Linked DNA regions of Homo sapiens: region 1 is linked to region 2. Evidence: chromatin loops called from intact Hi-C (ENCODE). Cell type or tissue: B cell. All regions are shown on one strand. Each heading gives the region's core, and the rest is flanking DNA. Links, peaks and the distances in the headings are about the cores only.

Region 1 (15,221 bases), core at 3,989-11,988, 94 kb after region 2:
TTTGGATCCTGATGCAAACAATCCAACAAATCAATGCAAAAAGACACTTTGAAACAATTCCAAGTATTTGATCATTCTATGGAATTGTATATTTTGTCAGGTATGGCACTGATTATTTAAGAAAATGTTCCTATATTTTAGAGGGAACACTGAAGAATGTAGGAATGAAATGACAGAGTAGCTGGAATTTAACATATTTCAGAAAAATAAAAATAAAATAAAATAGGCAGTTTGAGACCAGCCTGGCCAACATGGTGAAACCCCATCTCTACTAAAAATACAAAAATTAGCCGGGCCTGGTGGTGGGTGCCTGTAATTCCAGCTACTTGGGAGGCTGAGGCACAAGAATCTCTTGAACCTGGGAGGTGGAGGATGCAGTGAGCTGAGATCGCTCCATTGCACTCCAGCCTGGGCAACAGAGCGAGACTCCGTCTCAAAAAGGGGAAAAAAATGGCTGTAAAATGGAGAATGAGTGAGGGTGATGCAGGAGAGGTGAGCCCCAAAGTGGGGCTTGGCCTGCGAGGGTTCTCGGCTTTGCCTCTCAAGGGCAATGCAGAGAGAAGTAGAAGAAAACAGCTTTATTGAAGCGGCAGTGTTACAGCTCCATGACTGCCCCTGCACAGCAGGGCTATACAGAGGCGGAGAGCAGCAGCCCAGGGCAGTTTTGCAGTTATATTTATACCCACTTTTAATTGTATGCAGATTAAGAGGCAATTTATGCAGAAATTCCTAGGGAAGGGGTGGTAACTTTTGGGCCATTGGGTCATTGCCATGGAAAGGGGTGATAACTCCCAGGTGTTGAGATGGCAATGATAAATTAACATGGCACATTGGGGCGCATGTCTGATTAGAAAGCTGCTTCCAGCCCTGTTTTAGCTAGTCCTCAATCTGGTCCAGTGTCCAAGCCCCACCTCTGGAGTCAAGTCCCGCCTCCTACTTCAAGGGGGATGCAGACCGGGAGACCCGTGGAGAGGCTCTTGGAGATTAGATTTGGGGCTGATTGAGGGGGCCACGAGAGAGGGAGTAGTTGAGTGACTCCTGGAGGGAAAGCTTCAGAGATGTGGTGGGGAGGAGCATTCCTTGGGCTAGGCCCTTGGGAAGGGGGCAGACTGTGGGGAGGTGAGGTTGGGTTGGGGCAGGTGAAGGTAATGTGCTTGTTACACATACGAGATAACAAGAGAGGAGGCTGGACCACTTGTTCTTGAGCTCCGGGCTGGAGATGGAGGCTGGGGAGGTGGCAGCATTTGCGTGGGGGAAGAGGATGTGAGAGCCATGCAGGGCTGCCTTCTCCATGACGCACAGGAGGCACAGGACCCATGAGAATGTTCAATCTAAGGGCCCACAAAATGTTTTAGTTTGCATCCAAATAAGAAAAAGAAGAACTTGTAGGCTGAAGAAAATGTTTTAATATTGATACATCAGGGCCGGCGTGGTGGCTCACACCTATAATTCCACTTATTTGGGAGGCCGAGGCGGGTGGATTGCTTGAGCTCAGGAGTTTGAGACTAGCCTGGGCAACATGGAGAAACTCCGCCTTTACAAAAAATACAAAAATTAGCCAGGAGTGGTGGCAGGCACCTGTAATCCCAGCTACTTGGGAGGCCAAGGCAGGAGAATCGCTTAAGCCCAGGAGGCAGAGGTTGCAGTGAGCTGAGATCGCACCATTGTACTCCAGTCTGGGTGACGGGAGTGAAACCCTGTCTCGGAAAAAAAAAAAAAATTAATATATTTGTCTTTATACCAATAGTTGTAAAATAGAATTAATTATTACTATTATTATTATTTGCTGGAAGAAGGGGCCCAAAAGGGCAAAAATGCCAAGGGCACATATATCTAAAAGAATGGAAAGCATTGGGAGCTAAATGATAAGAACTTACGAACACAAAGAAGGAAAGTGCAGACACGGGGGTCTTCTTGAGGGCGGGAGGAGGGAGAGGAGCAGAAAAGACAACTATTGGGTACTGGGCTTAGTACCTGGGTGATGTAATAATCTGTACAACAAACCACCATGACATGTGTTTACTATATGTCAAACCTTCACGTGTGCCCCCAAACCTGAAATTAAAAAAAAAATAATTGAAAGCAGGATCTCAAAAAGATAATTGCACACCCATGTTCATATCGGCACTATTCCCAATAGCCGAAAGAGGGGAGCAACTCAAGTCCAGGGATAACTGAATGGATAGACAAAATGTGGTACATTCATACAATGGAATATTGTTCAGCCTTAAGAAGAAGGAAATTAGCTGGACATGGTGGTGGGCACCCGTAATCGCAGCTACTTGGGAGGCTGAGGCAGTAGAATCACTTGAATCCAGGAGGCGGAGGTTGCAGCGAGCCAAGATTGTGCCATTGCACTCCAGCCTGAGCAAGCGACAAGAGCAAAACTCCATCTCAAAAAAAAAAAGGAAGGAAATTCTGACACGTTACATGGAGGGAGCTTTGAGAACACTATACTAAGTGAACTAAGCCAGGCACAGGTAGACACACAGTGTATGGTTTCACTCATATAAAGTATCTAGAGTAGTCAAACTCATAGAGATGGAAAGTAGAATGGTGGTTGCCAGGAGTAGGAGAAAGGGAATTGAGGAATGATTTAATGGGTATAGAGTTTGCTTTGCAAGATGACAAAGTTCTGGAGATTGTACAACAATGTGAATATACTTTCCACTATTGGACTCTACCTAAAAAATAGTTAAGATTGGGCTGGGCATGGTGGCTCATGCCTGTAATCCCAGCACTCTGGGAGGCCGAGGCGGGCAGATCATGAGGTCAGGAGTTTGAGACCAGCCTGACCAACATGGTGAAGCCCCGTCTCTACTAAAAATACAAAAATTAGGTGGGTGTGGTGGGGCACGCCTATAGTACCAGCTACTCGGGAGGCTGAGGCAGGAGAATCGCTTGAACCTGGAAGGTGGAGGTTGTAGTGAGCCGAGATCGAACCACTGCACTCCAGGCTGGATGACAGGGCAAGACTCACCAAAAAAAAAAAAAAGTTAAGACCCGCCACCCCCCAACCAAAAAAAATAGTTAAGATCACTAAGTTTATGTTGCATTTTTTACCACACACATACACACACACACACGCCAGGCTGGGCACGGTGTCTCACATCTGTAATCCCAGCACTCTAGGAAGCCAAGGTGGAAGGATTGCTTGAGCCCAGGAGTTTGAGAATAGTCTAGGCAACAAAGTGAGACCTCGTCTTCACAAAAAGAATTCAAAAAATAGTTTGGCATCTTGGTGTGCGCCTGTAGTCCGAGCTACTCAGTGAGAAGAAGCTGAGGTGAGAGGACTGCTCAAGCCCAGGAGTTTGAGGTTGCACTGAGCCAAGTTCGCACCACTGCACTCCAGCCTGGGTGACAGAGCGAGACCCTGTCTCTAGGAAAAAAAAAAAATGCCAAGGGCCTATGAAAGTCCTAATGTGCCCCTAGGGTGGAGAGGAGACCACCCAGAGATGGAGCCTGAGAGAGGTGGAGGCAGAGGGGCTATGCTGTGGGAAGAGCCTTAGCGGTGAGTGTCTCCCTCTGTCCATGCTCCAGCCTTCTCTCTCCTCCCGTTCAGGGAAGCACTGGGGCATCCTCTAGCTGGGCTAGGAGCCAGGACACCTGGGTTTGACTCACGCTAGCCCTTGGGCTGTCCCAAAAGCAGAAGAGACAGTGTCTGCTCACCCAGCCCAGCCTGGCCCAGCCTGCACCCCAGGGACCAGTGCAGGCATGGGAGGGTTCTCCATCAACCCAGGGAGAGGCCCAGCATCTAGGGAGTTGCCACTCTCCCTGGGGCCCACATGTCCCACCAAGCCTTCCTGGCTGAAGCTTAATGCCCGTGGGTGCCGGTACCCCAGACCCTGACCACACAGATCTCTGCACAGGCCCTTGCTGCAATCACTGTTCTCCTGGAAAGCTGCCAATTGAATCCCACCTTCCCACTGGCTCACCTGGACATTTCAAAGCTGCTTTCCTGCTGAAGGGAGGGGCTCATTGTGAGCATTTCCTAGGGTCTTTGCTCCCTGTTTGCCCTTAAGGGGACAACTATGCATAGAGAGGCCTCAGGATTTGGGCAGAGATGAGGGAGTCGGGAGGGTCTTTCAGGGAACGGCTGGCCTTGGCCTATGTGGAGGCAAGCAAGGAGGCTGTTCCATCAGGGAGTCCCCAGCGTGAGTGGGGAGACCGGGCAGTCACACTACACTGGGGCTACCTCCTTTCTCTGGCTGAGCAGGAGAGTGGAGAGAGTGCAGCTTGCCCGGGGGAAACTGAGATGGGCTCCCTGCCCGCCCTAATCCCCCTGTTCCCGACCCACAGCCCCTGACCAGATCAGATAGGGCACGTTCCTGCATGGAGCTGCTCACTTACTGGGACCGTGCTGACGCAGGCAGGGAAATATTAACCTGGAAGAATGGTCGCATGTTCACGTGTGCACAACTTGGGGAGTGTGTGTGTGTGTGTGTGTGTGTCTCACTACAGAGAGGCTTCCGCGTGCAAGACCAGACACACATAAGCAGATGCATGTGTGCGCACATACACACATACACAACACACACACACACACACACCTGTCCATCCACACAGGCACATGCTCACATATAGGTATATACAAAGACACAAATGCTTCTCACACATGCAAATTTCTTCAGTGTTGTCTCCCTGGCTGCTTCCGTTAATAAGACCCCTCTTCCTTCAGGAAGCCTTCCCTGATAGCTCCAGCTCATACTAGAAAGTGACAAGTCTGAGCTCAATCCCTGGTTTCAGATGCCAAGTTAGGCAGCTCCATATAGGCTCTTTTAGGATGGAGTAGGCCTAGGTTGGAATTCTGGGTTCTCGACTTCAGGGGATCTTTGCCCTTGGACAAGTGGCTGTGCCTGATCCTGTCTGCCTTGGTCTCCATCTGCTCTGTCCTGAAGGCCCATGGATGATTCTGAGAAGGATGAGAGCCTGGGCGGGGGGCGAGGGGGAGTTCTGGTAATTGGTGGGTGTGAGAGTTAAAGACCTTCCTGGGTCCTGCCTCTGCCCTTGCCCCTCCCCAGCCTCGCCGCCTAGTAGGGGAACCCTGGTCTCCTTGGGGTGAGCCAGAGCCCTGGTCTGGATGTTCTAGTTCTAGGTGATCTTGGGCAAGTTGTTACCTTGCTCTGAATCTGTTTTCCTACCTGAAAAATGAGTTTGGAAGGAGATGCTTACTTGGGTGGGGCTTAAGTGTCTTTTCTTTTTGGGGCATTCTGAGAACCTTCATGGCTTCAGATGATTCGAGAGAGACCAGGGCTCCTTGAGGGACCTGCCCTGCCCTCCTACCCCCACCCCTGCGCCTGGAACCAGAGTGGCTCCTTCCTTGCTTGTTTATACCATGGGCTCCTGAGTTATGCAAAGGATTCCGTGGCTCGAAAGAGTCGGAAAAACCACAAGTGTAAAGCAGCGTGATGAAAAGCAGTTTTTGTGATAAGTTAATCCAATGGCATGTTGATTGAAACAAATAATTAATCAAAATGTTTAGTTTTTGTGCGTGTGTCAACACTTTGGGGGACATTCGGGGACAGTTTTTAGCACCTTTAGTCATTTTTGTTTCTTCATTCTGATATTTTAAAATTTCGATTTGCATTTTCATCCTTAATTGAGTTTCAGCCAATTGTGTTTATCCCATGTTGTTCACAATAGAGAAGTGTTGGGTCCATTTAAAATTGGAGACAATCTAAACGCTCATCAATAGAAGGATTCCTTATTATATAATCTCCATCAGGTGGAATGCTGTACAACAGGCATGAGGTGGACATGGACCTACTGTCATAGAAAGATATTCTTAACAAATGTTTGAATGAAAAAAGTATTTTAGACCAAGTGCGGTGGCTCACGCCTGTAATCCCAGCACTCTGGGAGCCCGAGGCGGGTGGATCACCTGAGATCAGAAGTTTGAGACCAGCCTAGCCAACATGGTGAAACCCCATCTCTACTAAAAATACAAAAATTAGCTGGGTGTAGTGGCTCATGCCTGTAGTCCCAGCTACTCGGGAGGCTGAGGCAAGAGAATCACTCGAATCCGGGAAGTGGAGGTGGCAGTGAGCCAAGATTGTACCACTGCACTCCAGCCTGGGTGACAACAGCGAAACTCTGGCTCAAAAGATAAAATAAAATAAAAAAGTATTTTGTTTTATTTTTATATATTTATTTATTTTGAGACAGAGTCTTACTCTATCACCCATGGTGGAGTGCAGTGGTGCCATCTCAGCTCACTGCAACCTCTGCCTCCTGGGTTCAAGTAATTCTCCTGTCTCAGCCTCTTGAGTAGCTGGGATTACAGGCACCTGCCACCATACCTGGCTAATTTTTGTATTCTTAGTAGAGACGGGGTTTCACCATGTTGGCCAGGCTGGTCTCGAACTCCTGATCTCAGGTGATCCACCAACCTCAGCCTCCCAAAGTGTTGGGATTACAGGAGTGAGCCAATGCACCTGGCTATATTTTTATTTGCTAAAAATAAAACTCTGTGTGTGTGTGTGTGTGTGTGTGTGTGTGTGTGTGTGTGTGTGTGTGTGTAGGTCCTGGACAGTCACAGTTTAAGCATCAAGAGGGCCTGAGTTTAGACCAAAGGTATACCAGGTATAAGGTTGTGGCAAATATTGTTTCTTTGAAATTTAAATTTAACTGGGCATCTTATATTTTATCTGGTAACTCTACTCAAGCCCATCCTATGAAGAAAGGACCCCGGGTGTCCCCTCCCTCTCTGCCCCCCAACTATCTCCACTGGCTCAGAGACCCAGAGACCCCCCGCCGCAGGCTCTGTGCAGACTAACATGCTTCACAGCTCTGACCCAAACTCCCACCTTGGTGGCCCCTTTAGCTGCCTCTCTTCTCTCTGCAGTTGAACTTTCTGCCTCCTCAGCCTCTGCTTCTTCAGTGCTGTTGCCACCCTCTATCCCCACCAGCTCATCCAGGCAGCTGTCTGCAAACACCTGCCTGGCCAGCCCCTCCCAGCACCCAACTCTGGGGCAACAGCCCCCTACTGGCTCCCATCAGCCTCTGGGCAGCCCTGTGTCTGGGTTTCCAGCTCCTTCCACACCCACTCCTTCTTCGTCATCCTTCTTCCCCAGAATCCTGGCCCTGGCCCTTGCCTCACTCCCTGTGCTTCTTGGGCAGCCCCAGCAACTCTAGTGCTGAATGTCCAGGGGCTGATATCTCCTCTTCTCTTTCTCCAGCTAGACTCCTCTCCCCAGCCCAGGCCCAACTGCGCCTCTGCCTGCTGGATGCCCTGGGGCCTCAGGGACCTCAGGTTGACCCTGTTGCTCTTCTCTTTGTTTAGAACCCTTTGCAGGCTCCTCAGGCCCTCGGGTTAAAGTCAGAACTCCTTGGCCTGGCTGACAAAGCCCTTCATGGTCTATCCCTGCCCACTTCCGCAGCCCTCTGCAAGTCACTCGCAGTTCCCAGGTTTTCTCACAATCCCATCAAGCTTCAAATGCCCCGGTGCCCCATCCCCCTGCTCGTTTTGGAAAACTCAGTTCCCACGTCACCTCTAACGGAAGACCCTTGTACCCCTCCAGCTTGGGATAGCCCCGTCTGTATTCCTTCCAGCCTATCTGGTGTGTCCTAAGTCACCTGCTGCTTACCTGTCTCTGCCGTGAGACAGATGGGACTGTGTCTTCTCCACCTCTCAGTCCCCAGGGTCAAGCCCTGTAAAAGAGCTTAGAGCCTGATCTCTGACCCCAGCATGGATCCCAATTCCCTCCCTCACCAACCTGACACCAGCCCATTCCAACTCTGCCCAAGTGCTGACCTCATCCAAGACCCCAGATCCACTTCTAACATGACCTCATCCCGGCCCTGGGAGCACACATGGGAAAGGAAAAAAGGCAGGACTCTCCCATTTCCAAGCGTGCACCCCTCCCTTCCTGAGGAAGAAAGGCTGAATCTTGAGCCCACGTAGAATCTGCAGAGGGAGGCCGGGCGCAGTGGCTCACACCTATAATCCCAGCACTTTGGGAGGCCGAGGCGGGTGCATTACCTGAGGTCAGGAGTTCGAGACCAGCCTGACCAACATGGTGACACCCCGTCTTTACTAAAAATCCAAAAAAACTAGCTGGGCTTGGTGGTGCATGCCTGTAATCCCAGCTACTTGGGAGGCTGAGGCAGGAGAATCACTTGAACTGGGAGGCAGAGATTGTGGTGAGACAAGACTGTGCCACTGCACTCCAGCCTGGGCGGAGCGGGACTCCGTCTCAAAAAAAAAAGAATCTGCAGAGGGAAGTTAGTGCCTTACAGAGGGCTTCTGACTAGGAAGCCCCGGGACTGTGGCCGACCCCTTCCTCTCCCTGCCTCACCCCTGCAGAAAGATCTGCAGAAAAAGCTGGAAGGGGTGGGAGGGTGTGTGCAGGGGTGGGGACTGGGGCTATGCAGGTTCCAGACCTGGTCTTTGGCACCCTCTACAGGACAGTTCCATTCCCAGACCTGAGCTTTGGACAACTGAATCTTATGCCCCTTCCCACCCATGGAGCCTGGTGCCGGAAGTTCCCAGGACTTACCCACCGTCCACCACGCCACATAGCAAGCGTCCTCAGTGTCTGCAGACCAGAAACACCTCCCTTGTGTCTCAGCACTGGGCCACCTGCTGAAACCCCAAACTGCCTGCCCCATTGTTTGAGACCCAGTCAGGCCTTGGCTCCAAAAGTCCTCTGGGACTGCTGCTGGCCCCCAGGGTCTCTCCTGACTGCACCTCGGTCCCGGAGCTCCCACACCGCTGAGCCCCGAGCCCGATGTCCCGATCCAGCTCTGGGTCCTTTACGGGGGCCTTGCTGGCCTTTCCTAAGGGAGGTGTTTTCCCGAGGACAGGTGGACTGCTCCTCAGACTAGGGGCCCTCGGAGGGCCAGGCCTGGGCTTCTACCTCCTCTCGCAGGCTGGTGTTTCTCTGCAAATATGGCTCGTGTGTCCTCCTTCCTCTCAGACTGGGGGCCCCTGAGGACTGGGCCTGAGTTTCCCTTTCCCCCTTCACAATGGGGGTTCCCTGAGGACTGACCCAGGGCCTCCCCCGTCCCCTCCACCTGGCTGTTAATCTCCAACACTTCCACCTCCAGTCCTATTCTGCACAGCTCTCCCCAGCGCTGGGGGCTCAGAGGCCTCTTCAGCCTTCCCCAGGGCTGGGGCTCAGGGAGGGCTTCCTCAGGCGCTGGCCCCAGAGTCAGGCTGCACATTGGCTTGGAGGACAGGCCTTTCCTCTGGGACTGAGAGGCCCAGAGTGCCCACCCAGAGCTCCACCTCTGACCTCACAAAGGCCTGCTTCAGAACTCGGTCTCCACGGCACTGCTGGCCGGACGAGGGATGTTATTTTGGGCAGTGCATCTGGACTTGGTTCAAGTGGCACCAGCCAAACCCCTGCCTTACTGACCTCTCCCCTGGAGGAGCAGGAGCAGCGCTCGAGGCCGCCCTGGGAGAGCTGAGAGGCAGGCTCTGGACTGGGGACACAGGGATAGCTGAGCCCCAGCTGGGGGTGGAAGCTGAGCCAGGGACAGTCACGGAGGAACAAGATCAAGATGCGCTGTAACTGAGAAGCCCCCAAGGCGGAGGCTGAGAATCAGAGACATTTCAGCAGAGTGAGTGGGGCTCCAGGCAGGGTGGGGATGGGGCAGCCTCCTCAGCGCCCAGATCTGGAAGGGCCATTCCCTGGGTACCATACAGGGAGGAGGTGACTGAGGGATTGTTTGGGGAAGGAGCCCCGTCTGGGAGTGGAAGTCCCGGCTTTCTTGTTATGGTGCAGTCCTGTGTTGCTGTGTGACACAGGCACATACACCCTCTCTCTGGGCCTCAGTTTCCTTACCTGTAAGTTGGTTGTTGGGAGGACCAGCGGTAGAGCAGAGATGGCAGGGATGCACTGAGCTGGGCTGTCAGCAGACCATGGGGGTGGGACGAGGAGAGAGCTGAAGACCACCGGCAGTGGACCACAGCGGGAGGCGTGCAGGCAGGAGACGGGTCAGCTGCCGGCTTGCTGGAGTCATTCCTCCCACGCAGTCCCCTCCTGAGGGGCTGGAGCTGGGGCTGGAGGGTTTCGGCAGTCAGGGCTGGAGATAAGAGTCTGTGCTGGAGCTAGAGGGAACTGGGCTAGAGAATCAGGAGGACAGACAGGGTGAGGGGACTTCGGGCTACCTTCATGCTGTCAGTTAGAGATAAAGATAGGAGTACAAAGGGGAATTTTTGGGTGAGGTACACGGGTGAAATGAGTTTTCAGGGCCTCATCCTGTGTGTTCACCTTCTGTGTGTGTGTGTGTGCATGCGTGCATGTGTGTGTGTGTGCAGGTCCTGGACAGTCGCAGCTTAAGTTAGCAGCAAGAGGACTTGAGGTTAAAGGTATAGCACGCAAATATGAGGCTGGAGCCACTGAGTAGAGGCTGAGGGCATCTCCACAGTCCAAAGCCGGGCTGCAGACACGGAAGGTCAGCAGGAGCACTGGAGGGTCTGGCCTGGGGCTGGGGTCCTGGGGCCAGCATGGGTGGGGTGGGGCTCCAGGGCGTCGCCTCATTGGCTGAGCACCGCTCCTCCCTCCCTGTTCCTTGGCTGGGTTAAGGGAGTGGCACTAGCAGGAGCTGCCCCAGGGCTTCTCCCCTGGGGACCAAGGTCTGATGGAAGTGTGGGGCCAAGTTCTGTGTCCTCCAGCCCTAGTGACCTCTCTTTGGCTCCTCAGCATCTACAAATCTGAAAGACAAAACATGGTTCAAGCATCCGGGCACAGGCGGTAAGTACCCCACCCTCTTCTCACCCTCCAGCCCCCTGTCCTTCACCCAGCCCACTTCAGTGCCCTCCCTGTTCCATCCTCAGCCTCTCCCTTGGGGCAGCTGTCCCCACTCGACCTCCTCCTCCCCACCCACCCACTCGCCTCTGAGGTCCCAGAAGAAGAGCATCTTCCACCTGTTGCCTGGGCTGGGTCCTGGGGTGAGGGGAGGCTCAGAAATACTTGGATGAGGGTCAAGGCATGCAGGTGGCCTTCAACTCAACTGCACTCAGCACCTCTCACCCTCTCAGGCTCAGCTGTCTTTGGGGTGAACAAGAGCCAGTCCTTGCAATGGCCAAGGCCCAGCCTTGTTAGCTTTCTGGCCTCCCCACTCCAGCCCCCTGCTCTCCCTCCTCCAGCCACACTGAGTTTCTTTTCAGGTTTTTTTTTTTTTCCGAGATGGAATCCAGTTCTGTCGCCCAGGCTGGAGTGCAATGGCATGATCTTGGCTCACTGCAACCTCCTCCTCCCGGGTTCAAGCGATTCTCTTGCCTCAGCCTCCTGAGTAGCTGTGATTACAGGATTACAAGCACACACTACCACACCCAGCTAATTATTATTATTATTATTTTGGTATTTTTAGTAGAAATGGGGTTTCGCCATGTTCGCCAGGCTGTTCTTGAACTCCTGACCTCAGGTGATCCACCCGCCTTGGCCTCCCAAAAGGTTGGGATTACAGGTGTGAGCCACTGCACCTGGCCTCACACTGACTTTCTTTGCTTTCTTCAAACATGCTGAGAGTCCTCTGGTGACTAGTCTCCCTCCACCTGAGAGGCTTTCTGCAGCTAACATACAGCCCACTCTCGTCTCCTTCATGGCTTTGCTCCAAGGCCACCTTCTCAACAAGGATTACTCTGGCTGCCCTATTTGAAATCACACCCCATCTCCAGCCCCTGCACTCCCAATTCCCCTCTCCTTGCTCTGTTTTTTTCCGTAGGAGCTGGTACCTTCGCTTATACAAATGTACTTACTTATTACATTTCATTGCTGTCAGCTCCACGCAAGCAGGGATATTTGCCTGTTGTACACTTGGACGGAGAGAATGAATAGTGCCACTCTGTTGACATCATTGCCTCTAGCCTACATCGCTCTCCAGGGCTTTAGATCCTGTTTCTAGAGACCCACTGGTGTCTCACAGGCAACTCAGCTCCTAGATGGAAACAGCCTCCTCCGCCCCCTGCAAGTCCACTCCTCCTGTGCTCTTGGCTCAGTCAGGGGTCCCCTTCTCCTCAGTTGCTCAAGCCAGAAGTCAAGGTCATGTCCTTCATACTTCCCTCTCCCCCATGTCTCACATCCAGTCACCAATCTCCTAAAATATCTAGAATGTGCACAGCTTCCACCATTCTTTCTACCACCACCCTACTCCCCCATGGCCATGTCAGGCCACCACCCGCCCATTCTTCAAAACCCCCTTCAGGCCTCACCTCCCATGCCTTCCCTGAGCTCCCCCAGTCCCAGGCTGCTTCTCTCTGGTGTTGTTGCCATTACCCATCTCTTCCATTAAACAGAGTGACCCAAGGGTGGAGAGTGGGTTTTGACTTTGTATCCCTGGTGCTTGACTCATAAGTAGATGCTCAACAAAAAAAAATTTTTTTTTTTTGAGATGGAGTCTTGCTCTGTTGCCCATGCTGGAGTGCAGTGGCATGATCTCGGCTCACTGCAACTTCTGCTTCTTGGGTTCAAGCGATTCTCATGTCTCAGCCCCTCCCCCCCCAGCTGGTATTACAGGTGCCTGCCACCATGCCCAGCTAATTTTTTTTTTATTATTAGTGGAAATGGGGTTCTGCCATGTTGGCCAGGCTGGTCTTGAACTCCTGACCTCAAGTGATCCACCTGCCTCGGCCTCCTAAAGTGTTGGGATTACAGGCATGAGTCACCATGCCTGGCCAACCAATGTTTGTTGAATTAAGAAATGTTGGTTAGCAGGTTGAATTGTTGGCTCGTGGTTAGTTGGATAGTTTATGGTTGGCTGGTTGATTAGATAATTAAATGAGTTAATAGCTGGTTAACAGGAGAATCAGTTAGTTGGTTTTTGATAGGTTAGTCAAAGGGTTAGTAAGCCACCAGGCGTGGTGGCTCATGCCTGAAATCCCTGCACCTTGGGAGGCTGAGGCGGGAGGATTGCTTGAACCCTGGGAAGTCTAGGCTTCAGTGAGCTGTGACTGTGCCACCACCGCACTTCAGCCTGGGCGACAGAGTGAGACCCTGTCTCAAAAAAAAAAAAAAAGGAAAAAGAAAAAGAAAAGAAACAGGCTTTTAGTGAGCTGTTAGCTATTTAGTTCCTTGGTTAGCAGATTACTTAGGGAATCTGGTTGGCTGCCAGTTTCTTGCTTTGTAGGCTGGCTTTCTTGGGCCCCTCTTCTTAGTCTGTACCCTCTCCTTGAGCTCTCTCATCTATGCCCATGGCTCAGATGACCATCTGTGATTTGCTGTCCTCCAAATGTGTCTGTAAGTGAGACCACATGACCAGCTGCCTCCTCACTGGCCATCCCACCCAAGTGTCTAGCGGGCTCCTCACACTCAACATGCCCAGAAAGGGCCTCCTTGTCCATTCTCCCACAGCTTCTCTGCTGCGCCCCACACTAGTCAGGACCTGCCCTAGCCAGGACCTGAGGGCATCGCTGAGCTGCCCCGCTCTCTTCCCTCTCTAACCAAACACCAAGCCTGTCAGCTTGACTGTGCTCTTTTGGCCATTGGCGCTGCCATCTCTGTGGCTCAGGCTGCCGCCACTTCTCCACCCATCTGTGGAGAAGCTGATGCTCACCCTGCCTCCACTCCACTTCCTCCATCCTGGCCTCCACAGGGGAGGCAGCTCTCCTGCTGAAACCCTCCACTTGGCCCATGGCCCTCTGGTAGAGTTCAGACTCCCTAATGTGGGCCATGAGGCCTTCTGCCACCTGGCCCTGGCCCCTCTCTGCCCATCTCATGCCACCTCCACTCCTCCGTGGCCAGCCCATTCCTGCACATTGGATACTGCCTTAGCTGCAGGCCTTTGCACATGCCAGTCCTACGCCCAGAGTGATCCCTGCCTCCCTGGAGGCTCCTTTACCCTCCAGCCTTCTTTTCTTGACCTAAATTTCCCTTTCTCTGGGAGCCTCCTACCCCCTCCTCTAGGCCATTCACTTCCTCCACATGCCCCACGGTGCCCACTCTTTCAGCTGGGGCAGTGCTCATCACACTGCATAGTAATTGCTCAATTGATTGCTTTTCTTCCCACGGGCTGGATCGTACCAGTGTCCTTTACTGCAGTGTCTGAACATTCTAGGCACAGTAGATTCAAGAAATCTTGAGTTCATTGGCTGGTTGGTGGTTATCTGTTGCTTACTGTGTCTTGCCAGCTGTGTGGTGATGAGGAAGGAGCCAGGCTTCCAGGATTCTCTTGGTGTTCTTGGCTTTCTGCTCTATCCACTTCTCTCTCCTCTTCTGTGGTTACCTCCAGCATGGGAGCTGGGGTTGGATGGGGGCCAGTGGAGGGTCACCTCGCCCTGCTAGGGAGAGCAGCAGCATTCCTCAGGGCTCCTAAATTCCCCTGACCTCACAGCAGCAAAAAGTAAGCAGAGGGAATGAGAGATGTCCAGGCATGGAATAAAACATCTTCCACTTTTCAGCTGAGACCCTCTGTTCATAGCTCACCCATCCCAGTCTTTGCTCTATTCCTTACCCCAGAGAAACAAAACCAGGGAGGAGTAGATGGAGGGGGATGCAGAGTTGCGCGGATAATCCACTGGCCCCCATCCAACTCCAGCTCCCATGCAGCATCGTATAGGGGTCTCATTATCCCATGAGCAGCCTCCTCAGCCCTGAAGAAGAGACCCTACCAATGCAAGCAGCAGCCCAAAGACAGTCCTGGGAAGGTACCATAGAGGCAGGGGAGAGGTAGACAGAGCAGGGAGCCAAGAACACCAAGGAAATCCTGGAAGCCTGGCTCCTTTCTCATCAGCACACGGCAGGCAACAACCAGCCAATGAACCAAAGATTTATTGAATCTACTATGCCTACTATGTTCAGGCACTGCAGTGAAGGAAACTGGTATGATCCCAGCCCTTAGGAAGAAAAACCGTTAATTAATTATTAATCAAGCTTTTTTTTTTTTTTTTTTTGAGACAGGGTGTCACTCTGTCACCCATGCTGGAGTGCAGTGGTGTGATCTCAGCTCACTGCAACCTCTGCCTTCTGAGCTCAGGCAATCCTCCCACCTCAGCCTCCCCATTAGCTGGGACCACAGGCGTACACCACAACACCTGACTAATTTTTGTATTTTTTTTTTTGTAGAGATGAGGTTTTGTCATACTGCCCAGGCTGGTCTTGAACTCCTGGGCTCAAGCGATCAGCTCGCCTCGGCAAGTGCTGGGATTACAGGCGTGAGACACTGTGCCTGGCCTAACTGAGCAATTACTATGCAGTGTGATGAGCATTGCCCCAGCTGAAAGAGTGGGCACCGTGGGGCATGTGGAAGAAGTGAATGGCCTAGAGGAGAGGGTAGGA
Region 2 (15,221 bases), core at 4,537-12,536:
TTCTAGGCCTTATTACTTTTAAGAGCAATAGAAAAGTTTCCTGCCTAAATTCTTTTCTTTTTTTTTCTTCTTTTTGGACCTGGGGGCACAGAGCCTTACTCTTTCACCCAGACTTGAGTGCAATGGCACCATTATAGTTCACTGCAGCCTTGAATTCCTGAGCTCAAGCTGTCCTTCTGCCTCTGCCTCCTGAGTAGCTGGGAATACAGGCACGTGCCATCACACTAAGCTAATTAAACATTTTTGTGTAGAGATGAGGTCTTGCTACATTACCCAGACTGGTCTCTGAACTCCTGGCCTCAAATGATCCTACTGCCTTGGCCTTCCAAAGCTCTGGCATTACAGACATGAGCCACTGCACTTGGCCCCTAAATTCTTTTCTTGAGTTTTCTTTCTTTCTTTCTTTCCCTTCTTTCATTTTCTTTCCTTCCTTTCCTTCCTTCCTTTCTTTTTTTTTTTTTTTTTTTTTTTGAGACAGAGTCTCGCCCTGTCTCCCAGCCTGGAGTGCAGTGGTGCATTCTCGGCTCACTGCAACCTCTGCCTCCTGGGTTCAAGTGATTCTCCTGCCTCAGCCTCCAGAGAAGCTGGGATTACAGGTGCGTGCCACCACAACCAGTTAATTTTTTTGTCTTTAGTAGAGATGGGGGTTTCACCATGTTGGCCAGGCTGGTCTCAAACTCCTGACTTCGTGATCCACCCGCCTCAGCCTCCCAAAGTGCCGGGATTACAGATGTGAGCCACTGCGCCCGGCCGAATAATATCTTAATATCATGCCATTGACATTTATTCTGTAATTACTTCAGAGGTGGCCTTCAGAAGAAGGCCTCTTTGGTAAAATTGCTATTGAGGATATTTCACTAAAAAACAAATTTATCTTTAAATTCAAATCCAGGAAAAATTTAAGTTAAACTTTTAGGCTTCTATTTTTATCAGACAGGGTACAAAATTTATAACTCAGAATATTACCTTTTCCCCTCTTTGTGTGATAGACTGCTTGGTTTTAGTTACTGATTATTTAAAATAATAAGTTATTCAAACCCTCTTCCCTAGAATATAGTGTGTGTGAGAGAGTATATTTAAAATTTTTATTAAGGTCCATGTAGTTGTATTTCTTTTATAAATTAGTAAATTAGAAAATTTTGTTTTAAGAGATTTTTAGTTTAAAATTTCCAGATTACTCTTGGCTGGAGTTAACTTGAATTAGTAGGCTTTTATTTAGAGTACTTTCAAGGTTTTTAACGTATTTCACTATGCACTGTGTATAAATGTAATCATTGTTCTGTGTCTCCAGAAATGAATAATTTGTTTATGCATACATTTACACTATTATCTGTAAGTATATAATTTATCACCTGTAGCCTTTTGACCCCCATGTAACTTGGATATATGAGAAAACTTCACAGAATTTAAAGATACTTCTTGGTGTTGGTAGGAAAGGGATGGGAACAGATAAAGCCACTGAGAGAATAGTGGACTGAATAGGTAGCCGCATTGAAGAGCGAGTTGGGACTGGGAAAGGCTTATGGACCTCAACTCAGCTCCCAGTTACCAAGCCTCCTCCCCACCCTAACTAATGGCATTTTGGGAGTCTGATTTAGATCTGACTTTGTTGTGTGGGTGAGGAAGCTTCTCTAAGGGCAGAGGGATTGAGGGAAATGTACATTATTTATATCTATGAAATTAGTGAGGTTGACTGTAGTTAAAATTAATTTTAAAAAATCAAAATGTTTCAGGATGAAGAACTAAATGTTAAACTATTGGTATGTTTATAGCTATAACAGAGTTTGCCATAAGTTCTGTTAAGACAGGTTTTATTCACTGCTGACTCCCCAGTGCCTAGAACAGTGCCTGGGATGCAGTAGGTATTTAATAAGTATTTGCTGATTAATAGGTTATGCAGATGAGTGATGTGATAGGTTTTTCTTTCTAGGTGCAGATGCTAATTTCAGTGACTGGATTAAAAGGTGTCAAGAAGCTCAGAATGGTATGTAGATCTCCCTTGGTATTTCAATTTAAAAAGAAGCAAACATTTGAAATTTTTTGGTTTAAACAAATTTGTTTTTACCTTTATAATTTATTTTAAATAGTACATGTTTCCTTAAATGTAGACTTCCAAAAATATACTGTTTTTTGCCTAGCTTCTTAGGTTGAAAAGGAGATTTGGGTGGATTGCTGGTATGGCATATCAGTGAGAAACTACTAAGGAGTCTAGGCTGGGCACGGTGGCTCACGCCTGTAATCCCAGCATTTTGGGAGGCTGAGGCGGGCGGATCACGAGGTCAGGAGATTGAGACCATCCTGGGCAACATGGTGCAACCCCGTCTCTGCTAAGAAAATACAAAAATTAGCCGGGCGTGGTGGTGCGTGCCTGTAGCCCCAGGTACTCGGGAGCTAAGGCAGGAGAATCGCTTGAACCCGGGAGGCGGAGGTTGCAGTGAGCTGAGATCACGCCACTGCACTCCAGCCTGGGCGACAGAACGAGGCTCTGTCTCAAAAAAAGAAATTACTAAGGAGTCTAAAATGAATTCAGGAGGCAAAATGAACCCACTTTTCTTTAGTTGAAAGGTATGGAGAATTGGCTTGCTTAATCAGTATGTTTGTGCAATAAAAATCATATAAATACCTTTGCCTTTAAATGTGCTGTTAACTGAAAATGCTTCCTTTTTATGTTTTAATAGGCTCAGAATCTGAGGTGGTAAGTCCAGAGTTTTCATTCTTCATGTTTTTACTTACTTAGGTTAAATTTCAAGTACCAAGTATATTTGAGACAGGACACAGGATGAACTCTTTGTCAGTTAAATACTAAGCAATTCCATTTAAGTACTGGTTCCTCTAGGAACTGAAATAAAACCATTTTTTCATAAATATGGAAGTTTCTAGTCATGAAATTTATTGGGCTATTTTAATGAATTTATTGTGTGGTTCAAATCTATTTGGTATGTTTTAGTATGGTCAAAATGATTATTTATCTGTTCCTTACTAAAACCTTATTACATTTATTTAGGTCCAACAGTTTGAATCACTTGTAGGGCTTTTTATGATAGGCTAAGACAAAAGTTAAGGAAAATTGGAAATGTTTATCTTTAATTCAGTATAATGTTTATTGTTTTGGGCATGAAGACCTTCAAGTCTTTTCAGTTATTAAAAATTATGGTGGAATTGAATAAAAGTAACTTTTAGTTTTTTTTTTTTTTAAAGACAGGGTCTTGCTCTGTTACACAGGCTGGAGTGCAGTGGTGCCATCATAGCTCACTGCAGCCTCAAACTCCTGGGCTCAAGCAGTCTTCCTACCTCAGCCTCCCAAGTAGCTGGGACTACAGGTGCATGTCACCCCACCAAGCCCCCTAATATATTCTATTTCTTTAAAAAGCTTTTTAGGCTGGGTGCAGATTCTTATGCCTGTAATCCCAGCACTTTGGGAGGCTGAGGCAGGCAGATCAGTTGAGGTCAGGAGTTCAAGACCAGCCTGGCCAACATAGTGAAACCCTGTCTCTACTAAAAATACAAAAATGAGCCAGATGTGGTGGTAGGCACCTGTAATCCCAGCTACTCAGGAAGCTGAGGTGGGAGAACCCCTGGAGCCCAGGAGGTGGAGGTTGCAGTGACCCAAAATCATGCCACTGTACTGCAGTCTGGGTGACAGAGCGAGACTCTGTCTTAAAAAAAAAAAAAAGAGAAAAAAGGACACACTACCATAAAGATGAATCTGCTTTTTTGTTTTGTTTTGTTTTGTTTTTTAATTACGCTAAATATTATGTTACTTCATTATGAGGGAACAATGAAAAATTACAGTTTAAGTAACTAAGTTTTAGATTCCTTTATATTTTCAAAAAGAAATAAAGCTATACAATAGAATTAATATTCAGAGAATATTTAACTATCACTCAAAATATGTAGATAATAGCCAGGCGTGGTGGCTCACACCTGTTAATACCACCACTTTTGGAGGCTGAGTTGGGCAGATCACCTGAGGTCAGGAGTTATACACCAGCCTGGCCAACATAGCGAAACCCTTTCTCCAGTAAAAATACAAAAATCAGCTGGTCGTGTTGGCACGCGCCTGTAATCCCAGCTACTGTGGAGGCTGCAGCAGAAGAGTCACTTGAGCCTGGGAGATGGAGGTTGCAGTGAGCTGAGATCATGCCACTGCACTCCAGCCTGGGTGACAGAGTGAGACTCTGCCTCAATTAAAAAAAATGTAGATAATAGTGTAATTTAGTAAGAAAAGTACTGAACTGAAAATCAAGAAATCTGACTCTGGATCTTTGCTAGCCCTGAGAATTTAGTCTAGGCACAAAATGACTATGACTAAATTTTTAGTACCTTTGAAAGGAAGTCCGTGGACCAAATGAGCTCTGGAGTCCTTTCAGCTGTAAAATTATATGAAGGTATAATGATAAATGAGTTCAGGCGAATAAATGATATAGGTAGGCTTTTTCCATGGCTACTCCTTTTTTATGTTTAATTAATTAATTAATTTTTGAGACAGAGACTCTCTCTGTTGCCCAGGCTGGGGTGCAGTGGCCCAGTCTCAGCTCACTGCAACATCTGCCTCTCTGGTTCAAGCGATTCTCCTCTCTCAGCCTCCTGAGCAGCTGGGATTACAGGCATGCGCCACCATGCATGGCTAATTTTTGTATTTTTAGTAGAGATGGGGTTTCACTATGTTGGCCAGGCTGGACCCAAACTCCTCACCTCAAGTGATCTGCCCGTCTCGGCCTCCCAGTGTGGGTGACAGTGAGACTCTGCCTCAATTTTTTTAAAAAATGTAGATAATAATGTAATTTAGTAAGAAAAGTACTGAACTGAAAATCAAGATATCTGACTCTGGATCTTGGCTTGCCCTGTGAACTTAGTCTAGGCACAAAATGACTATGACTAAATTCACAGTACCTTTGAAAGGAAGTCCGTGGACCAAATGAGCTCTGGAGTCCTTTCAGCTATAAAATTACATGAAGGTATAATGGTAAATGAGTTAATGTGAATAAATGATATAGGTAGGCTTTTTCCATCACTACTGATTTTTTTAATGTTTTATTTATTTATTTATTTGTTTATTTATTTATTTTTGAGACAGAGTCTCTCTGTTGCCCAGGCTGGAGTGCAGTGGTACAATCCCAGCTCACTGCAACCTCCACCTCCTGGGTTCAAGTGATTCTCCTGCCTCGGCCTTCTGAGTAGCTGGGACTACAGGTGCCTGCCACCATGCCCAGCTGATTTTTATATTTTTGACAGAGATGGGATTTCACCATTGTTGGCCAGGCTGGTCTCAAACTTCTGACCTTAAGTGATCCACCTGCCTTGGCCTCCCAAAGTGCTGGGATTGCAGGTGTGGGCCACGGCACCCGGCCACTACTCCTTTTTATACAAAGTCCTGCAGCAAACTGTGTTACTATTTATTAAGTTAAAGTTCTAAGGACATGTGAAGTTTCCTGTTGTGGAATAGGATCAGGGATGGCCTGTGTCATGAAGAATGGTAAGTAACTGGGCCTGCAGAAAGGAGACAGGTTCGGAGGGTTGGAGCAGGAAGTGCAAAGTGAAGTAGTTTTTTGCATCTAGCTAAGAAGGATCTGCCTATTTATTCATTTAAAGATTGTGAAGAACAGAGCTGGTTAATTATGAGGCAGATTTATGAAATAGCTGCTTGGGACAATAGAAAGTGAGAAAAGGGATGAAATCTTATCAAGTTTTTTTGTTTTTTTTGTTTGTTTGTTTTGTTTTTTTGAGACAGAGTTTCGCTCTTGTTGCCCAGGCTGGAGTGCAGCGGCATGATCTCAGATCATTACAACCTCCACCTCCTCGGTTCAAGCAATTCTCCTGCTTCAGCTTCCTGTGTAGCTGGGGTTATAGGCACACGCCACCATGCCTGGCTAATTTCTGTATTTTTAGTAGAAACGGGGGTTTCACCATGTTGACCAGGCTGGTCTCGAACTCCTGATCTCAGGTGATCCACCCACCTTGGCCTCCGAAAGTGCTGAGATTACAGGCGTGAGCTACCATGCCCGGCCCTTACCAGGATTTTGGTCTGCCTCTGGTCCTGTCCACATTGTGTAGAATTTGTTTAATAAAATAATTTTGAGTAATCAAGCACAAAACTCTAGGTGGATTTGAAAGGGAGATATTTCCGAAAATTATAAATTTGATTTTTTGGTGTATGTCTATCAAGAGATTGGTAATGCATGTCCATTTGAAGTAATTTGAGTGTGAATTAATGATAAATGACTTAAGAGCTTGTATTACTTAGCCATCTCATATATTGGTGGAAGAATAGCATGTGTGATAAATACACAGATCTGTGTGGCTAGAGTTGAGGATGTAATTAAGCACTCTCATCTCTCATTCTTTTTTCTGTTTTGTATCTTGCGTTTGTTGATTTTAACCATTCTTCAGTCCTACTTAGTATGTTCTCAGTTTGCCTTTCTTCCCCTTTCCTCTTTAAATGCTAAACAACTACTTTTCTTCCTTGTATAGTAGTTCGTTTATGTATACATTTCATATCCCTCATTCCTATGTAAGTCTCTGAGGTTAAGAAGCATGACTTTTTTTTTTTTTTTTTTTTTTTTTTGAGACAGAGTCTCACTGTGTCGCCCAGACTGGAGTGCAGTGGCACGATCACGGCTCACTGCAAGCTCCGCCTCCTGGGTTCATGCCATTTTCCTGCCTCAGCCTCCCGAATAGCTGGGGCCACAGGCACCTGCCACCATGCCCGGCTAATTTTTTGTATTTTTAGTAGAGACAGGGTTTCACCGTGTTAGCCAGGATGGTCTCGATCTCCTGACCTCGTGATCCGCCCACCTCGGCCTCCCAAAGTGCTGGGATTACAGGCATGCGCCACTGCACCCGGCCAGAAGCATGTCTTATTTGTATGTTTGTATGTGCCCCAGTTAGGGTTCACAGATGAAGTACAGCATGCTCAATTAAGTTTGTATTTTTGATAAACAATGAATTATTTATTTAGGTTTTTTTTTTTTTTTTGAGACAGAGTCTCACTCTGTCGCCCAGGCTGGAGTGCAGTGGCCCAATCTTGGCTCACTGCAACCTCTGCCTCTCTGGTTCAAGCGATTCTCCTTTCTCAGCCTCCTCAGTAGCTGGGATTACAGGCATGTGCCACCACACGTGGCTAATTTTTGTATTTTTAGTAAAGACGGGGGTTTCACTATATTGGCCAGGTTGGATTCGAACTCCTGACCTCAAGTGATTCACCCGCCTCAGCCTCCCATATGTTGGGATTATGGGCGTGAGCCACTGCACCTGGCCTATTTTTTTATTATATAAGTGTGTTCTGTGTTGCATTTTTGTTTGCTAAACTTGGCAGCCCTTGCCATGTGTATTGCACAGTGGGTGCTTAGTTCAGTGAATCAATCAAAATTGGGTTCTAGTTTTAGTCCTGTGACACTGGCAGAGTATTTTTATTCTTAGTTTTGAAGGTGGAAAAAAATCTGAAGTTAATGGACTCTAAATCTTTCCCCAAGGTTACCTAGTTAACTAATTGCTCAGCCTGGCCCAGGACACATACATACACTTGACTCCCAACCAAACTAGTATGCCTTTGCTTAGTTTTTTCCCAAGTTTTGAATTGAAGAACTTAGATTCTAAGGATTTGTTCTAAAGGATGATTATTTTTCTTGTCCTGTCCCTGGAATCTCCATATTTTATACATACATACATACATACATATATATATATATATATATATATATATATATATATATATGTATAATATATATACACACATATATAATATATATTATATATATTAATAATATGTAATATATATATATATACACACACACACAAACAATCTTGTTAGATTACTAACTCTAAAAACTATTTGGGGGAAAACAAATTGAAAGAAGTTTTCTTAATTATGTCTTAAGGGAAATAAATGGTAAAAATCTTTCAATTTCCTTTTTTGTACAGTAGAGGGAGACAGTATTAGAATACTGAAAATAAAATCTGTGGGTTACTGAGGCTTACTTTGTGGACACTAAGAGAGAACAGTACTAAAATAATTTGCTCTCCATGTATTCAGATATCTTGATTGTATTTCACTGTTCGGATATCTTGGACCTTTGTGCCTTAAGAAAAGATGCATTTTGCTGGGGAGAATCTGCTTAGTATTAGAGCTTCTGTAAAATTTGCAGCTTAAAAGGGTGATTTCTGTGCTTTTGAGAATTCTCTTTTCTTTCCCACCTTCAAGGTTGAATGAATGTTGCATGTCCATGTGTAGTCGGTGGTTAAATGTTATTAATTTGAGTGATAAATAATTTGCGATGAAAGTAGGAAGAGAAAGAGGTAAAACCCTGAAATTAATGAAATAGCATTTCTTAACTGTTTTACAATATAATATCTAATATGTTTTTCCAAGCCAGGATTCATATTTTTTCAGTATCTCTGATAGTTATTTCTACCTTTTGCTGAATATAACTTTCATGTTAGCCTATTAATTTTTTAGAAATTAAGAAACTATAATTTTGTATTTCTTCTTGTTAATTTAATGACACTCTTCTCTGGTCACAGTCTCAGAATTGTGACTTTAGTGTCACCTATATTGTGAAATATTCATTTTAAAAATTAGTTTTTTTTTTTTTGAGACGGAGTCTCACTCCGTTGCCCAGGTGGAGTGCATTGGCATGATCTCGACTCACTGCAACCTCCGCCTGCTGGGTTCAAGCAATTCTCTTGCCTTAGCCTCCTGAGTGGCTGGCACTACTACAGGCACACACCACCATGCTCAGCTAATTTTTTGTATTTTTAGTAGAGATGGGCAGGCTGGTCTCGAACTCCTGACCTCATGATCTGCCCGCCTCAGCCTCCCAAAGTGCTGGAATTATAGGCATGAGCCACCGCGCCTGACATTAATTTTTATTCCTTTTAAGAATTAGAATTCTCAGTCTTTTGGGGTGAATTTGCCCTTGTGGAAATGTTGTTTTCTTCCTATTTTTAGTCAGAATAATTTTTCTGTATTAAACAATACAAAATGTGAAAGCCTGGAATTGTGGGAATTAAAAATGTATGTCTTAGAAACAAAATAGCCTCCTTTTCTCTCACTAAAATTTGAGAAGTTTTAAAGTAATCCCTTTTTTTAATGTTCAGAGAAGAATATTTGTATGTTAAAGAATCCTGGTGATAATGTAATGGAATGGGGTATCTGGGCATGATGCTCCTGCTTATCTGAATACATATATATGGGAATTTTAAAAATTGTTGCGTTAACATCTTGCTTCATACAGTGGTGGTGATAATAGTGAGAATTGTTTAATTTTTTTTTAACTGAGTTAGTTAAAAAAAATCCACAAATTGTAGATCTTGGAATGTATTCTTGTTACTTTTCATATATTTTGTAACATATATTTATATATTTTTAAAGAAGACTTTTACTCTACATAATTTTTAAACAGCTATACATTGTCAATATTTTTATCATGTCCTTACATATTCAACAGCAAAGTATTTCGTCATATGCATGCACTGTACCTTATTTAGCCAGCTCCATTTTGTTTGTCCTGTGGATAATTATAATAGCTGTTTTGACTGTTTTACCACATGCCAGGCACTGTACTGTGTATTATCTCATGTAATTCTCATAGTTACTGCATGGTGTAGGTATTTTTATCCCCAGTTTACAGGTAGAGAAACTGAACTCAGAGATGTTAAATAATTTGTCCAGGTTTTTCGGATTATACTGATGAAGCTACTGATAACATTCTGTTGTCAGTTATTTGCCAGAAAGAGTTCTTTATTTTTCTTATACATAATATCATTTATTCTTGAGAACCCTAAATGAGTTATTCTTGGGAACCTAAATGAGTTAGGGCCTACTAAGTCATTTGCAATACAATGCAATAGGAGAAACTGAGGCTCGCTGAGATTAAGTTGCTTGCTTATGGTTATACATCCAACAAATGGCATCTATTTCCGACTCTTTCTGTTTACACAACTGATTGTTTTTGTCCCAACCCCTGCTTATTTCTGAGGAAATAAGTAAAAATTCTAGCTGAAAAATACATTTCTAGCAAATTTTTTCATATTTTGACTCCCTCTTCTCTGAAATACGGATAACAGTCTTTTTTTAATAGGGTGATTTTATTAAGTGAGATAATGCATGTGAAGCATGTAGCACACAGGGTATATAATAGTCAATAAATGTTACTAGTACTATTTCTATTATTTTATTTTGGTTATTTAGATTTTTATTCGGGCTGTAAAAGCAGTAAATGCGTATTATACCATATCATAGAAAATCTGGAAAAGATAAAGGAACTTAGGAAGTAATCACTCAGACTCACCACTGATGACATTTTAGCCTGTTTCCCTCGGGATAACTCATTATTTCCTGATACATAGGTCGATCACTACACATGACACATACTGGAATCTTTTTACTTATGGGAATGTCTCTTCTGATTAATTACTTTAAGAAGAACAGAGGCTGTGTCCTCATGTACCAGCACTGTTTCTAGCTCAGAGTAGGTACTCAGCAAATATTTGAAATGAGCTGTTAGAAGCTTGAGAGAAGACCTTTCAGGTCTTCTCCATTCATTGCCATTTTTTGCATTTAAAAAATGATTATAAAAAGATTTTAGTTTAAAGACAAAGAAGGTAGATGTACTAGTTTGAGCTCAGGAAGACTGAGCTATTATCAGACAAAGGAATTTGATGTAACAATGAAATGTGCAAAGAGCTCAGTAAGAGTGTGTTGGGAAGGTTGCATTCTGTAGATCGGGGGAGCAATTATTTAATGAGTACAGTCTTGAAGTATATGGTTCTCAAAAGTTTGCCAATAAATTGCCCCAGCTCTTTAGTCTGTGGGAAATATCTCTTCTTGTTAGTCTGTAGTGGCAAGTGGAATCTTACTTACCACTTAAGATGGTGGTGTCTGGATATCATGGTTGCTTAACTGTAATGACATCTCTTTAATTTTGAAGTTTCTTTCATTGGAAAAAATTAAACTCTGTGCTATGCAGAGGAGACTTTAGAGGTGGATGGATGGTAATACATATAATGTTGAGAACTAATGATCCAGCACAGTAAGGATTCTTACTGATAACCCATGAATACTCTTTCGGGATATTAACACCTTGAGAGCCTTCCTGGTACATGTGAGAGTAACATTCAAGCAAACTACCAAAGTTTTAAGTTAACTTTTAAAGTATTTTTGACTTAAATGAAAATAGAATGGTTTCTTAATGGGTGCAATAAAAACCTCTGAAATTGGACTAGTGCTAGTTCTAGAACTATCTTCCAGAATCAAGACTTAAAACTTCATTTTTAAAAACATTGAACCATTTGAAAGTGCAAGCATTGAAAGTGAATTAAGTGTAAAAAGGAATTCATAGAAAATTAGCCCCTCCCTTCTTTTCCTTTTTTTTTTCTTTGCTGGGGGAGACAGGGTCTTACTCTGTTGCCTATGCTGGAGTGCAGTGGCACTATCATGGCTCACTGCAGTCTCAACTACCTGGGCTCAAGTGATCCTTCCACTTCAGCCTCCCAAAGTGCCAGGATTACAGGTGTGAGCCACTGCACCCAGCCTCCTTTACCTTTCTAAAAAATATGCTTTAAGTGGTTTATTACATGCAGCTATTTTGGTGAATGATTAAGTACCATTTCAAAAGTGGAGGTCAGCTTGTCTCAGCTGAAACGGGTCATTACTAAGAGCTTTTCCTTTGGCTTTATAAAGGCCTCTCTGCGCATACTGCACACTTACTCAGGTTATGATGGCTATCAGTAGATGTGAATACTAGTCTGTGCTGCTTTTCAGGTGAAACAAGGAACTTTTTATAGATGATGTGTACATAGTTACAGGAACATGAAGTGTGAATATAGGGTGCCCTGTGGCCAAGTTTAGTGTGGTGGTGAACACAGTACTTTCCAGGCCCTCATTTTTCAGACGAGTTGAAAATTAAAGGAGCAAGATGCAGTTTTAATCTTTCAGATAATATTAACAGTTCTTTTCAGTAACTGTTGCTGTGTCATTGCCAGCTATTGGATTTCTGTCTCCTTTTGATAAATATCCCAGCAGTGACACCTTAAAGTAACCAGAGTACTGTCATTTAATACTGTGTATGAGAAATTATTGGTGGTATATTACTTTATAAAAAACTAGCTGGGCACAGTGGCTCACGCTTGTAATCCTAACTGCTCGGGAGGCTGAGGCGGGAGAATCACTTGAACCCGGGAGGCAGAGGTTGCAGTGAGCCAAGATCACACCACTGCACTCCAGCTTGGGTGACAAAGACTCTGTCTCAAAAAAAAAAAATCATAGTTTACTTTAGGGAATTCTAGAGATTCTTGTGAAATATTTGTTTTTATGTATGTAGAGTTTAAACATGTAAATTACACTGAAGATACTATACTCTGCCCTTATCCCGGTGACATGGTTTTATATTTTTCTTATTATGAAAACAGTTGTTTATTACATTTCTTTGCTCCTAAAGAAAATAAAAATAAACACTCAAAACCACATACCCCACATACACATACCATCACGTGATGTCTGATTAAAAATGTTGGCAACTTTCCCTATGTTAGCACTTTGTTAGGGTATTTTAAGGTGCAAATTTTGAAGGTCTTTTTGCTAAAGGCAGATGGTATAAAGATTACTAGGAATTGCTAGTTTAAGTGAGTCATCTGATAAAAAGAAGTCAAAGAACCTAGGGGTGAATGGGCTTCTCTTTTTGTTAAGTCTGCCTTTTGATTTTTTAATTCTGTTTGCAAAAGTAATGATCCTTTTCATGGAAAAAAGTTAGAATATAACATTCTAACTCAATTCTTCATTTAAACTGTTTTATATAATGTTATGGTGCTTACTTTAATATTTGCGTTAAAAATTCTGATTTTAGCCAGTTAAAAATAGAGGTGAGAGCATTATTTGAATAAAGAAAACAAAAGGTAGGTATAAACGCTATGTGAGTGTGTGTTTAGGCGTGAGGATAGACTCAGGACTAGCCTTGATTAGAGAGTAAAAGATGCTATTAGGATACTATTAATTTTTCATTTTAATAAGTGAACTTAGTCTAGCATTCAGAAGTTCTTAACAGTCTGCCTTCTGCTTCTTTTTCTTTTTCTTTTTTTTTCTGAGACGGAGTTTTGCTCTTGTTGCCCAGGCTGGAGTGCAGTGGTGCAATCTTGGCTCACTGCAACCTCCACCTCCCAGGTCTCAGCCTCCTGAGTAGCTGGGATTAGAGGCATGTACCACCGTGCCCAGGTAATTTTGTATTTTTAGTAGAGACGGGGTTTCTCTATGATGGTCAGGCTGGTCTCGAACTCCTGACCTCAGGTGATCTGCCCACCTCAGCCTCCCAAAGTGCTGGGATTACAGGTGTGAGCCACCACGCCCGACTCTGCTTCTTTTTTATCGTGTTTTTCACTGCTCTGATTTTTTTTCAAGTCAAGTCCTGAACTTGACGCAAATTGATCTTCTCCATACTCCCCTATGTAGTGTCCTTGCATACCCCAGTGCTCCAGTTAGGCCATTCCCTGTGCCTCTTGCAAATGCTTTTGCCCTCCAAAGCCCTTCAGAGTGTATAAAGCCTTTCCTCTTCACAGTCAGGTGTGGTCTCTGCTGAGCTTTTAGCACATTTATTTATTTAGAACTTCAGTAACTTTCTTAAAGTATCTCACGTACTTCCAAATGGTCGAAGATGTGTCTTTAATATTTTAAAAATCCAGCCAGGTGTGGTGGCTCATGCCTGTAATCCTAGCACTTTGGGAGGCCGAGGTGGGAGAATGGTTTGAGGCCAGGAGTTTCAGACCAGTATGGGCAACATAGTGAGACCACGTCTCTACAAAAAATAAAAAAATAGCTGGGAGTGGTGGCACATGTCTATAGTCCCAGCTACTCAGGAAGCTGAGACTGGAGAATCACTTGAGCCCAGTTCAACACTGCAGAGAGCTGTGATCCTTCCACTGCAATCCAGCCTGGGAGACAGAGCAAGCCCCTTTCTCTACAAATAAAATAAAAATCCCCACCATCTTGAGGACTATACCATCTTATACTGGGTGTTTAGTAATTCTTTGTTGAATGAATGAATGCAAAAATGTTAGTATTAGTTGTATTATGTTTACACAATGAAATGTTTCTCCACTGTAAAACAGGTGAATGCACATGTAAACACAGTAATTATTTTAGAATCAGATTTCTTAATAGTGGCATTATTGACATTTTGGGGGATTGCCCTGTATACTATAGGATGTTTCGTAGCAACTGTGGTCTCTACTCACTAGATTTCATTACCACATCTCCCCTCAACTCCAGTTGTGACAACTCACAATGTCTCCAGACACTGCCATATATATTTTTGGTGTTTCAGAGAAGCTGAATAAAAGTAGATCTCTCCATATTAACTAAAGGATAATGGTTAACATCTGTGTGGTACTTTGCGTATAAAGTGCTTTCACATATATCACTCATTCATTCATTTGTTAAGCATTTATTGAGCTCTGCTACGTGCTATACGCCTCTACTGGACACCAGAGTATAATATACTGGTGAAGTACTCCTTGAACTTGAGGCATCATCAAAAATGTGACTTCCCATGAAAAGCCTTCTCCCACTTTGTTAAGTCACTCTGCCCTTCTTATTGTCTAATGCCGCACTCTGTCTCCTTTGCAATATTTTCTATTCTTCTCTCCTTAAGGGTAGGTGTCGTGTCAGTTTCTGCCACCTCTGTGAGGTCTTGAATGCAAGACCTAGTGTACTGCTAGGCCCAAAACAGGCACTCAATGAAACCAGTTGAGTCAGTGGAAGAATGGATGAAAGCAACATGCTTATTGGAAAGAGACAAGCCAAGATTCATTGCTACACAATATGATGGGTACCAAGGCAGAGAAGTGGGTTGCGGGCATTGCGTTAGTCTGTTTTGAGCTGCTATAACAGGATACCACAGACTGGGTAATTTATAAAGAACAGGAATTTGTTTCCTCACAGTCCTGGAAGTTAGGAAGTCCAAGATGAAGGCACTGGCAGGTTCATTTATCTGGTGAGTGTCTAGTCTCTCTGCTTCCAAGATGGCGCCTTGATTGTTGCATCCTTGAGGAGTGGGGGAAGAATGCTGTGTCCTCATATAACAGAAGGCAGAAGAACAAAAAGGGATGAACTCCCTCTTTCAAGCCCTTTTATAAGGGCACCTAATCCCATTCACAAGATAGGAGCCCTCGTGGCCTAATCACCTTTTAAAGGCCCCACCTCTTAATAGTATCACATTAGCAACACTTAGTTT

What was found. A loop is a pair of places that touch in the nucleus more often than their neighbours do. Peaks named below come from ENCODE experiments on the same cell type or tissue, not always from the same donor. Only the 100,000 strongest peaks of a DNase experiment are listed, where the experiment ranks them.
Region 1: it touches region 2 in a loop (2.8-fold over the local background); 2 of 110 quality-filtered maps call a loop at or near these places.

Annotation. Positions count from the first base shown.
Region 1 is chr9:33,396,716-33,411,936 of GRCh38, reverse strand. AQP7 (aquaporin 7) reads left to right here and starts at 9,369. Exons shown (of 8, transcript NM_001170.3): 1 at 9,369-9,564; 2 at 10,650-10,700. The coding sequence starts at 10,675. LOC105376020 (a long non-coding RNA gene) reads right to left here and starts at 10,416. Exons shown (of 3, transcript NR_188543.1): 1 at 10,115-10,416; 2 at 9,789-10,029; 3 at 1,387-1,697. RefSeq lists enhancers at 3,213-3,712, 3,713-4,214, 7,044-7,601 and a silencer at 10,152-10,446. In B cell, for the core only: a CTCF peak has its summit at 8,415 (motif pointing left); a DNase peak (open chromatin) is centred at 8,396.
Region 2 is chr9:33,491,301-33,506,521 of GRCh38, reverse strand. It overlaps the pseudogene SUGT1P1. Among named protein-coding and RNA genes, the nearest start is that of NOL6, 25 kb to the right of the region's middle. In B cell, for the core only: a CTCF peak has its summit at 7,974; no DNase peak of the experiment used is centred there.